2 separate regions of the Homo sapiens genome follow, and region 1 is linked to region 2. Evidence: chromatin loops called from intact Hi-C (ENCODE). Cell type or tissue: natural killer cell. All regions are shown on one strand. Links, peaks and the distances in the headings refer to the core of each region. The heading gives the core; the rest is flanking DNA. Region 1 overlaps LOC105373133 (a long non-coding RNA gene). Region 2 holds the start of RAB9A (RAB9A, member RAS oncogene family).

What was found. Hi-C counts contacts between places; a loop is a spot of excess contacts. Peaks named below come from ENCODE experiments on the same cell type or tissue, not always from the same donor. Only the 100,000 strongest peaks of a DNase experiment are listed, where the experiment ranks them.
Region 1: it touches region 2 in a loop (4-fold over the local background); 2 of 110 quality-filtered maps call a loop at or near these places.

What each region holds. Positions count from the first base shown.
Region 1 is chrX:13,084,949-13,090,326 of GRCh38, forward strand. It overlaps LOC105373133 (a long non-coding RNA gene), which reads left to right. Exons shown (of 4, transcript NR_171577.1): 3 at 757-850. Among named protein-coding and RNA genes, the nearest start is that of FAM9C, 43 kb to the left of the region's middle. RefSeq lists enhancers at 2,407-2,626, 2,697-2,856. In natural killer cell, for the core only: no CTCF peak of the experiment used is centred there; DNase peaks (open chromatin) are centred at 773, 2,473, 2,823, 3,363 and 1 weaker place; H3K4me3 peaks cover 658 bases; H3K27ac peaks cover 4,831 bases.
Region 2 is chrX:13,688,912-13,694,289 of GRCh38, forward strand. RAB9A (RAB9A, member RAS oncogene family) reads left to right here and starts at 217. Exons shown (of 3, transcript NM_004251.5): 1 at 217-377. RefSeq lists silencers at 117-356, 367-526, 3,151-3,347. In natural killer cell, for the core only: a CTCF peak has its summit at 2,119 (motif pointing left); DNase peaks (open chromatin) are centred at 550, 2,110, 2,970 and 3,400; H3K4me3 peaks cover 1,681 bases; H3K27ac peaks cover 4,874 bases.

The sequences.
Region 1 (5,378 bases), core at 142-5,141, 600 kb before region 2:
AAGTAAAGTGATAGCTCATGAAACTGGGAATTTGTTCTTTAACCAGTAGAGAAAATAATATTTATTAGTATCTGCTTTAGAAGGATTGCAAATAGTTAATACCCTCTTTCCTTCATCAGAATAAATGAATCCAGGACCTCTATGATAAAGAATTTATTTTTTCTCCCACATCCAAATCTATTTATTATTCTGTGATATTTGGAGTTGAGTATTTAGATCATTTTAGGTCATTCTATGTCAATTTAGCCTTGCAGAACCCCCTGAGACAATAGTACTTCTATCTTAATATTAGTGCGAATGTTAATTTTTTTTTTTTTTTTTCCTGAGTTGGAGTTTCACTCTTGTTGCCCAGGCTGGAGTGCAATGGCGTGATCTCGTTTCACCGCAACCTCCGCCTCCTGGGTTCAAGCGATTCTCCTGCCTCAGTCTCCCGAGTAGCTGGAATTACAGGCATACACCACCACGTTCGGCCAATTTTGTATTTTTAGTAGAGATGGGGCTTTTCCATGTTGGTCAGGCTGGTCTTGAACTCCCGACCTCAGGTGATCCACCTGCCTCGGCCTCCCAAGAATGTTAATGTTAATTTAGAATTTCCCAAGCAAATCTGTATACAACAGAAATTGCCTGGCAGCATGGCATATCAGCATCTAGTGTACTCTCTCTGAGAGGCTCTTGAAAGCTGAAAACTGGAGAAAACACAGGGCAGGAGCACAGAACATGGGCAAACAGCATCACTACATGTTTTCTCCTTTACAGGAAATCTCTTGCCGGAAGCCGTGCCACAGAGCACACAGGCAGTTTGCAGAGAAGGATGCAACCCACACCATGTCCGAAGCGGGCTCTGGGGAAGGCAAGGTTTGATTGTTTCTCAGGTTGTTTTACTGCCCTGCCCACACCCTCCCACCCAGAGAAGTTATTCCTTCTGCAGCTGTGTGCGATTTTTTCAGAAAGAGTTTTAGTCTTTGTTTTTCCCAAGACTTTGTATTGCCTTTTCTCCTCTTCTTGGGCTTGAGTTTAGATGGGACATAACAGGAAAGGGCAATGAATCCCAAACCCATTTTATTTTTTGGTTCATTTGTTGATTTATTTTTATCTCAGCAATAATTTAGTGAGAAAGAAGGTTAATATGATGACAAAAATATGGGTTTGGAAGACCCTTAGTGAGTTTTAAGAAGACAGGCCACCATAGCAGCTGTAGCTAAATAAGCATTTGCTGTATAAGTCAATTACTAAAAATTGTGTGTTGTCTACTTAGAAATGTTTCTTGGGGTGTTTATTAAGGTGTGTGACTTTGAGAATGAGGAATAGAGGAAATGGAAGACGAGTAAGAGAAACCATCCTCCATTTGAGATATCGTGACCCAGCTCTGTTTCCTTTGCTCTCTGTCTGAAGTTAAAAAAAACAAAAACAAAAACAAAACAAAACAAAACAAAAATTAAAAACCCTCAATGGAGAAATATATAAATATTTACAAAGGCTTCTCTTCTATCTACAATACCTTTGTGCAAGATATATCATCTTAAAATCTTGCAATTTGATTGCAGTTGAAATTAATGGTGCAAGAGGTTTTCTTTTTTGTTTGCTTTTTTCTTCATAACGGAAGTGTAATCTCCTTGCAAAGCTTGTGAGCATGCATCCTAAATTGTGAACTTCATCTGCCATGGAAGGGAAAACCTTGACCCAATACCATTGGGATCTAAAAGTGTGATTCCTAGGATTCTGAGCATACTACACGAGATTTAAGGCCCCTTTCAGACTCTGCATTAATGCTTGTTCAGTAGTGATAAATAACATTGATTGGTATTGAGACCAGATTAATAACAGAAGGCAGCTAAAAGGTATTCCCTCTTAGCCTAATTTCCCAAAGGGCATCACTCAGCTGCATTAGTGGGGCGAGGCTCTTCCTTCTCTAAGTGGTGTCTTTAGAAGCTTGAGGGATTATTGCTCAGGGGAAAATGGCTCAATCTGCGGGATTCTTTTTCTTTTTGAGATGGAGTTTTGCTCTTGTTGCCCAGGCTGGAGTGCAATGGCACAATCTCGGCTCACCACAGCCTTCGCCTCCTGGGTTCAAGAGATTCTCCTGTCTCAGCCTCCTGAGTAGCTGGGATTACAGGTGTGCACCACCACGCCCAGCTAATTTTGTATTTTTAGTAGAGATGGGGTTTCTCCATGTTGGTTAGGCTGGTCTCGAACTCCCGACCTCAGGTGATCCACCCGCCTCAGCCTCCCAAAGTGCTGAGAGGGATTCTTAAGAGCAGCTGAGAAAGGGCCCTGCACTTCAGCTGGCTCCAGTTTGTCATCCTTTGTCTGGTATCTTCAGACAAGACATTGCAATAAGAAAAAATAAATACAGTGTGAGAAATCAAATGGTTTTTGTCAAAGTGTAAAAGGGACTGCATCTGACTAACACTGGAGTTGGACAGAAGCCATAAAGGATGTTTTGTGTGAATGTTTCCGGCTGCAAAATCTACCTGACTGTTGCACTGAAACCACAACTATCTATCACATGCTTGTGAGAAACCCCCAGGAGCTTCCTGTTTCGTGTGGGTCGTGAGAAGATTGCACAGCACAGTACAGCTTTCATTGTCTTTGAGCTAATCTTAAGCTAGGAGAAGGAAGGAGAATTCACATTTTGTATGTTTAGTTATTTGTGAAGTCTTTACACCCATAAATCGATTATGTATAAATTAGTATACAGATTCACTACCATGGAGAGGATACTGTGTACATCTGAGGATACTGTGTACATATGGTTGAGTCACTTCACCTAGGCCTTGGGGAGGAGTTGGGGCATCTCCAGGGTAAAGTAATGTGGTTTAGCACGGGGACTTCCAAGGAAGCATCAGTATGAGATAGGGGAACATGGCTGACCAACGGCAAGATGATGCCCCATGATGGAGCAGATGGGATTGGCGTGGGAGGGGTAGTTTGTGAGACCAGAAGACTTGCAATCTCTCCTGCTGAGACCAATACCAACCAAAGAATAATTAGAGAGCATGGAGGACAACATGATCTCATGTGAATCTCACATCATACCTTACAAGTTAACTCTGTGTATCGCCTAAGGAACGGCTGAAGCTTCTTTTCTTGTAAATGACAATAGACACATATCCAGTGCCATTAAGGACAGCATCTGGTCACCCAGTGGCCAATAATGTCAAAGTTCTGATCACAAGGTGAGCAGTTTCCTGAAGATAGAAGAGTACGATGGCCACAGCCATGGGTTCCAACATAGCCACTCTCTGGGGCCACCAGACACCCTCCTCACACTCCGCAGAGTTTGCTTAAATGTGCTCTGAGCTGGATGCATTTGCTAAAGGTTTGTCTCTTCCCCTTTGTTAACCCAAGAAAACAGAAGGACGTCTCAGCTAGACCCCAGCCGCTGCCACCCCATCTCTTCTCCAACTCTGCTCCGGCAGCTGGCGTTTCCTGTGTTCTCTCAGTGGGTTAAGAGAATGGTGGTGGCACATTGTCCCTTAATTAGACTGCAAGAGCAGCCATCTCCTGCTCAACTTGCCTGGGCAATCTTTTTATTCATCATACCTGAAAGTAACAGTAGTGGCTTTTTGTATGGCATATGTTATATGTAATCATGATGACCTTCTTATAAGCAGAAGAGTGGAAAAAATACAGGAGGAACTTAGAACTGACATTCTCACTTCCATCATGTGGATTAGACTATTAGCATGTTGCTGTGCCCCCATTTCATGTTATTAATTAATTAATTAGGGATCAGGTTGGGCGTGGTAGCTCACATTTGTAATCCCAACATTTTGAGAGACCAAGGCAGGAGGATCACTTGAGCCCAGGAGTTCAAGACAGCCGGGGCAACATAGCTAGATGCCACTGTTTCCATAAAAAATAAAAAATAAATTCAGGCATGGTGGTATGTGCTTGTGGTCCCAGCTACTTGGGAGGCTGAGGTGGGAGGATTGCTTGAACCTGGGAGGTCAAGGCTGTAGTGAGCTGTGATCGCACCACTGTACTCCAGCCTGGGCAACAGAGCAAGACCCCGTCACAAAACACACAAAAAAGGATCAGCAAGCTTAGGTGAAATATTATTTTCGTAAGTGAATTTTTCATTATGAAAAGTTCAATAAATTTTTCATAAAACAGTATTTTTTATAAAACAATATTTAATTTTCAAAAGCAATATTTAATAACTAAGAAATTTGAACAATATAGGAAAGCACAATGATAAAAAACAAACCCCACAAAACCCTTATGGACTTCATTCTCAGCCAAAATTGCAGTTAATATTTTGATGTATTCCCTTCCAGTATTTTTTTTTCTCTGCTTCTACATATATTGGTAAACACTGTCCCTCTTTTTACAAACCTAGATCATTCTGGATATTCAATTGCGTATCCTACCTTTTTTCATGTTATGTAGCATTTTAGCCTCATTTCCCCATTCTCTTATAACATGATTTTTTTTTTTTTTTTTTGAGACGGAGACTCGTTCTGTTACCCAGGCTGGAGTGCAGTGGCACAATCTCGGCTCACTGCAACCTCCGCCTGCCAGGTTCAAACAATTCTCCTGCCTCAGCCTCCCGAGTAGCTGGGACCACAGGCATGTGCCACCATGCCCGGCTAATTTTTTTTTTGTATTTTTAGTAGAGACAGGGTTTCACCGTGCTGGCCAGGCTGGTCTCAAACTCCTGACCTCGTGATCTGCCCACCTCGGCCTCCCAAAGTGCTGGGATTACAGGCGTGAGCCTCCGTGCCCGGTCATAACATGATTATTAATGGCTATGTTCATTTTAAGAATATGCCATATTTTTTTTTCTAATTGTTGTTGAGGGATATTTAAGAGGTATAGAATTTTTCTCCATGGTAAACAACATCGCAATGAATATATCTGTCCATAGATTTTTAGACTATATCTCTGATTACTGACCAAACATGTGATCCTTGAATTAAATTTTTCAACATCAACAGATCTAAATATTTTTATGGCTGTTGATGCATATTGTCAGCCTGACCTTGAAAATGACTACACCAATTTATAGTCACAATCAGATTGTTAAAATTTTTATTATCAGACAATCCTTGGTACCGAGGACTGATAGTGACAGTGCAGTGTCTTAAGTGACAGTGAAAAGCATAGACCAGCTTCATATACGGAATTTAAAGATCCAAGAGAAAAACTGATCAGATATTGAACTAAGGGTGCTTCCCAGGGTTGTTCTAGAAGGAAATGGCCATTTTGGCAGAGCCACTGACCTTTAACAAAGATACCAGAATGAGTTGAATGCTCATTCTGCTTGAGCATGAAAAAGACATATACTTCATCCAGAATTTCCCTTCTATCCCCCAGATCCACACTTCTCTATTCAAGTCAGGGTTTGTGACAGGGTAGCCTAACAGGGTTTGAGG
Region 2 (5,378 bases), core at 202-5,201:
AAACTTTTCAAAATGACAGTTATTTCGTACTCGCTGTCGCCCGAACGCAGACGGGAGGACACTTCAGGAGCAATCGACCCGAAGGAAAAGCACGATCCAGGCCCCGCCTGCCTCGGCTCCACCTTCCCCGCGCCCGTCCCCCAGGGTCTCGGCCGCGGGACCCCGCCTTCCAGGCCCCGCCCCGCTTTTTCCCTGGCCCCGCCCCGGCCCGTCGCCATGTTGTTCCCTCCGCGCTGGACGGGAGCAGCTGGAGCGGGAGCCTGGCTGCGCTACCGCGGCTGCCTCCTGCTGTGCAGGTCCCCGACCCTCTCTCTGTCCTCATTGCGCCCAGACGGGCCGGCCCAGAGCTCCCGGGTCGTCTTTCGTGTGGCCGCGAGGTGAGCGGGACTCGGGACTCCTTCGGGACCGGGCGGAGTGCGCGGGTGTCGGGGTCTGAGGGGGCGGCTCGGGCCTCGGGCAGCTGGGGCGGGGTGCGGTGCGCGCGGGGCTAGCGCGGGTCACAAGGCCGCCCCGGGAGAGAGGACGGCTGGTTGTCTCCCTGCCTCCTCTCTGACGCAGGAGGAAAGACGGTCCCCACACCCTTGGGGAGAGGGACTCACAGAAACACACACAAACACTGGAGAAAGGGAGATACAAAAGCCCGGACACCCGTGCACATACACACGGAGAAATACACCCGGTCACCTGGGAACACACGTACACGCCAGCCTTTCCCCCAACCACTCCGGGACACACATCCACAGACCCCAAACCAAATCCTACACCCGAATGATTAATGTAGGGAAAACAAAGGCGCTCCCATGACTTGATTTTGGCGACCTCTGAAGTTCCACCTAGCAGAACGTGTTTGCTCGATGTCTTACGACCACTCGGGTGAGGAATTCGGAAAGTAAAGCCAATCTTAGAGGCTGCAGGCGTTTTGGGGGCATTATCTGATTCAGACGCTGGCTAACGTTTCACAATCGCGTTCCCTTTTTTCTTCCAACTTGGTAAGTAAAAAGGCAAAATGAGAAATTTAAGTGCTGAACTTAATAAATAGTTGGTGGACGTATTGCTTTTTTTTTTTTTTGGTAAGGGATGACACATCTCGTGACTACAGTTCTTTTGAGGAATAACTTTTCTGCTAGTTTCCAAATCGGCACGTGACCACAATCTTTTCATAGGATTTTAGCGTCCTGATAAAAATCAATGGGCAGAATTTGATTGCTTCTTTAAAAATGTGTTTGTCCTTCGGTCTCTGGCACCATTGTAATGGAAAATCCCTACATTGCCTGTACTCTCAGAAGCTGTCCAGTGTAGCAAAACTAGAGATAAAGAAACCTGGAACGATTCAGTTAGGAACTTTTAAGAAGCCAGCCTTTAGTTTTTCCTTTAGAAGATTATGAAGTTATCATGATTGCTTCTCTAGAACTTTAGTAGTTATTTGGATTCCTAAATCTAAGACAATGCTGTGGCAGTCTGGTGCTTTTAGTATTTTTGTGTCTGCTGTGGTAAATTCCTCGTTTATACTACAAAGTTTCTCTTCTGGAGACTTTTGGGATCTGGGCATATTTTTTCGTTTATTATTTGGAATGTTAGAGTAGATAGGCAAACACTAAGTAGAACATCATTGGCTTTGACTCCAAGCCGGGTTTTAGAGATAAGGGAAATAATACCTTAGTGCTATCACTTCTTTTCCAACCTCTCTCATCTCTTTTTGTTTCTATCTCAACCATTTCTTCTGTCTGGACTACAGTACTCTGGAGGCCTAAAGAGAAGATCCTTGAGTTCTCGAAATTATTTTTTTTTAGCCTCCCCTCATTTCTGACCATTTATTGAGCACTCACTCTGCGGCGAATATTCCGTACGTGTAAATCCTGTACGTACATCATTTTATTTAATTTCCATAGCATTTCTTCAGTAAGAGCTCCATGTTACAGTTGAGGAATTTGGGGGGGCATAGGAAGGTTCAGTCTGTTTTCCAAGATGACCCAGGTTGTGATGGGGTGGAGCGGGGATTCAAAGCAGGTCTGGGTAATTTTAGAGTAGTAGTTTTCAACTGGAAGAGAGGACAATTTTGTCCTCGTAGGAGACATTTGGCAATGCCTGGAGGCATCTTTGGTTCACACCTGGGGGCAAGGGAGGTGCTGCTGACATCTAGTGGGTAGAGGCCAGGGATGCTGCTAAACATTCTTTTTTATTTTTATTTTTGTTATTTAATTTTTAAATTTTGCTGCTAAACATTCTATAACCTACAGGACAGCCCCCCACAACAGAGTTGTCTAGCCCAAAATGTCACTAGTGCCACGGTTGAGAAACCCTCCTTTTCAGCAGTCCAAGTAACCCCAGAGCTTACATTTCAACTGCTTTTGTAGTTTTTCAAATGCAATGTCGTTTTCCTATTTGGGATACCTCATCATTTTAACAGTGAGCAGGGGAAAATTCTCTCTACTGAGAAGCATATTCACTTGAAAGATTAAAGAGTGAGTGGCTGGGCACGGTGGCTCACGCCTGTAATCCCAGCACTTTGGGAGGCCGAGGTGGGCGGATCACGAGGTCAGGAGTTTGAAACCAGCCTGGCCAACATGGTGAAACTCCGTTTCTACTAAAAATACAAAAATTAGCCAGGCGTGGTGGCGGATGCCCGTAATCCCAGCTACTCAGGAGGCTGAGGCAGGAGAATCGCTTGAACCTGGGAGGCAGAGGTTGCAGTGAGCCGAGATCACGCCATTGCGCTCCAGCCTGGGCAACAGAATGAGACTCCATCTCAAAAAAAAAAAAAAAAAAAAAAAAAAAAGACCAAATAATTTCTGGTAGCAGAATCTGTTTTTTGTTGTAAGGCAAAAATGACAAAAAGAACTTTAGAGCTATTCAGAGCCATTAAAGTGGACTTAGAAAGTTTAGTTTCTGCATTATTTCAGTTGTCTGAGCAGCCTGTGGGGCACTGATACAAAGGTGCTGATGAGAAGGGCGGTGGGGAGTCCCAACCTTCCTGAAGCTTACAGTCCAATCACAGTCATAAGATTAGGTTCTGACATCATCCTAGAACAGAATTTATTGCCTGGGCTACTCAAGGACAGGGGCCAGGTGTTCATTAAAAAAAAGCAAAACAGGAAAAAAAAGCAAAACAGGCTGAGTGTGGTGGCTCATGCCTGTAATCTCAGCGCTTTGGGAGACCCACACAGGAGGATCACTTGAGCCCAGAAGTTTGAGACCAGCCTGGGCAACATAGTGAGACCCCCGTCTCTACAAAAAATAAATTAAAAAAAAAATTAGCCTAGCTCAGTGTGGTGGTGCATGTCCCAGCTACTCTGGAGGCTGAGGCAGAAGGACGACTTGAGCCCTGGAGTTCAAGGCTGCAGTGAGTCATGATCACACCACTGCATTCCAGCCTGGGCGATAGAGTGAGACCTTGTCGCTAAAAAAATAACAATAATTAAAGAAAACAACTCCACACTCGGCACAGAAGTACCTGTGTCATGGTGTTTACTGTGGGCAGACTTAAATAAAATGGGGAAAACTTGATGTGTGTGTTATAGTTTTGTACGGTTAACCACGTGTGAATATTTACAAGAATCAAATTGAGAAGCCATTCTTGTTGAGCATAAAATTCATCCTTAAATTTCACCTCACCAGACAAATAGTTATGCCTGCATTTTATCACTGGAATCGAGAAAGAAATGATGAATTTTTTAATGGCTTTTCCATAACTTTCTGGTGTTTTCTGGTCTCTTTTTCATGCCTGTCTAAGATCAGGCCTTTCAAAATATGTACTGCTTCATTCTGGTGGCAGTATTAACTGTTAGGTGAACTTTGGGAGGGAGTGGTTGACTGGAGCAGTCAAAAAGGATCGCATCTCTTTTTAGGCATCACTGAGTGTTATTCACGCAATCAACATGGCATCTTTTTGTCGGTAGCTTTGGTTTTTGACTCATGCCAATGCACAGCACGTTCTTTGCTGATGAATAGATTTCTCTGCCTCTTATCAGGAGTTGTCTGCTGTGGGGTAGGGAGGATGTTGAGTTACACACCTCAAAATGATTGCTAGTGCATACACATGGAATCTAACAAAAGTGACGTGTTTTATTCTGGGAAAGGTCGAGATAAATTGGTGCTAGAGTTGTCTTGTTTGATCATTAATTGGCTTGCTCCTCCAGCCAACTTAGGTCACCACATTTCCTTCTGGGTAAAATGAGATGGCTGTGCTTCATAATCTCTAGGAGATTATATGTCACAAAGTAGAGGCAGCAAATTATTAGCTTCCAAGTAGTTCTGCCCAGGCAATGTGTTAAGCAGCAGGAGGAGGAAGTAAGCCAAATGGAAGTGTGTGTGTGTTTGGGCAACGCATCTAACTTGAAAGGTGTATAGATAATAGACTCTTCAGTCAGAACCAAGCATAAGAGAATAGGATTTGTGACTAAGTAGGCCATCAACAGAGAACATTTATTAAGGACTTTTTTGTAGAGGAGTGAGGGTGAACTCAAAAAATGTTTCAGGGAGTTTGGTGGAAAGCTATGATGCAATTGGAAGGCGAGGATGCCTGAGGGAGGAGACGTGGAGCCACCTAGGTGTGTAGGCAGAGGGGAGGGAGGTCGGAGGCGGTCCCAGGCCGTGTTGCCAGAGAGCCCAGGGGTGCCAGGGCTAGTTAGATAACTTGGAGGAGAAATCTCTGTTTCTCACCATGACTCTTGGTACTGTGCATGTTGTGAAGCTGTGTGCTCTGGGTATTTCCACATTCTGGATTTTTCAAATCCTTTTGTTAATTTTTGACCATGGTGAGTTCAGGCGTTGTTATTATGTTGCTTATTATGAATACAGTGAGGATGACTAGGTGTAAATGAATGTAAGGTAACAGCTAGATCTGCCTGAGGTGGAGAGAGACTGGGTGTGTATTTTGGAAAAAAAATGGAGAAGTGAAACAGGCTGTTCAGGCTTCACATTCTGGCTGCATGGAAGCCAGCTCATTGCATTCTCCAGGAGTTCTCTGGGAGTCTGTGGACACAGACTCCACTTTTGTCTTAGGCCTGACTCGTACAAACATATTCTGTTGTTTGACAGGGGATGGAGAAACACTATAGAACAACTGGACACATTCATTTCATTGCCACATTCTTTATTCAAGTGTGACAGAGAGCAAAACAGTATAAAGGAGTTGAACTGACTACTGTATTTTAATTTCAAGTTCCTGTGAATTGGATTAGATTTTTGGGTACAGAAGCTAAGGTAATTTCCAAAAGGTTAGTGCCCATAAGACTGTCTATGTTCTCAGAGTTAGAAAAACCTGGGAAAAAAAAAAGCCTTACAGACCTCTGTTTCTACAACTTGCTGTGCAGAACTCTAACAGATAGGAGTGTTTATGCAGCTAGGTGACTGCTCTGGTCTGTGCAGTTTCACACCTG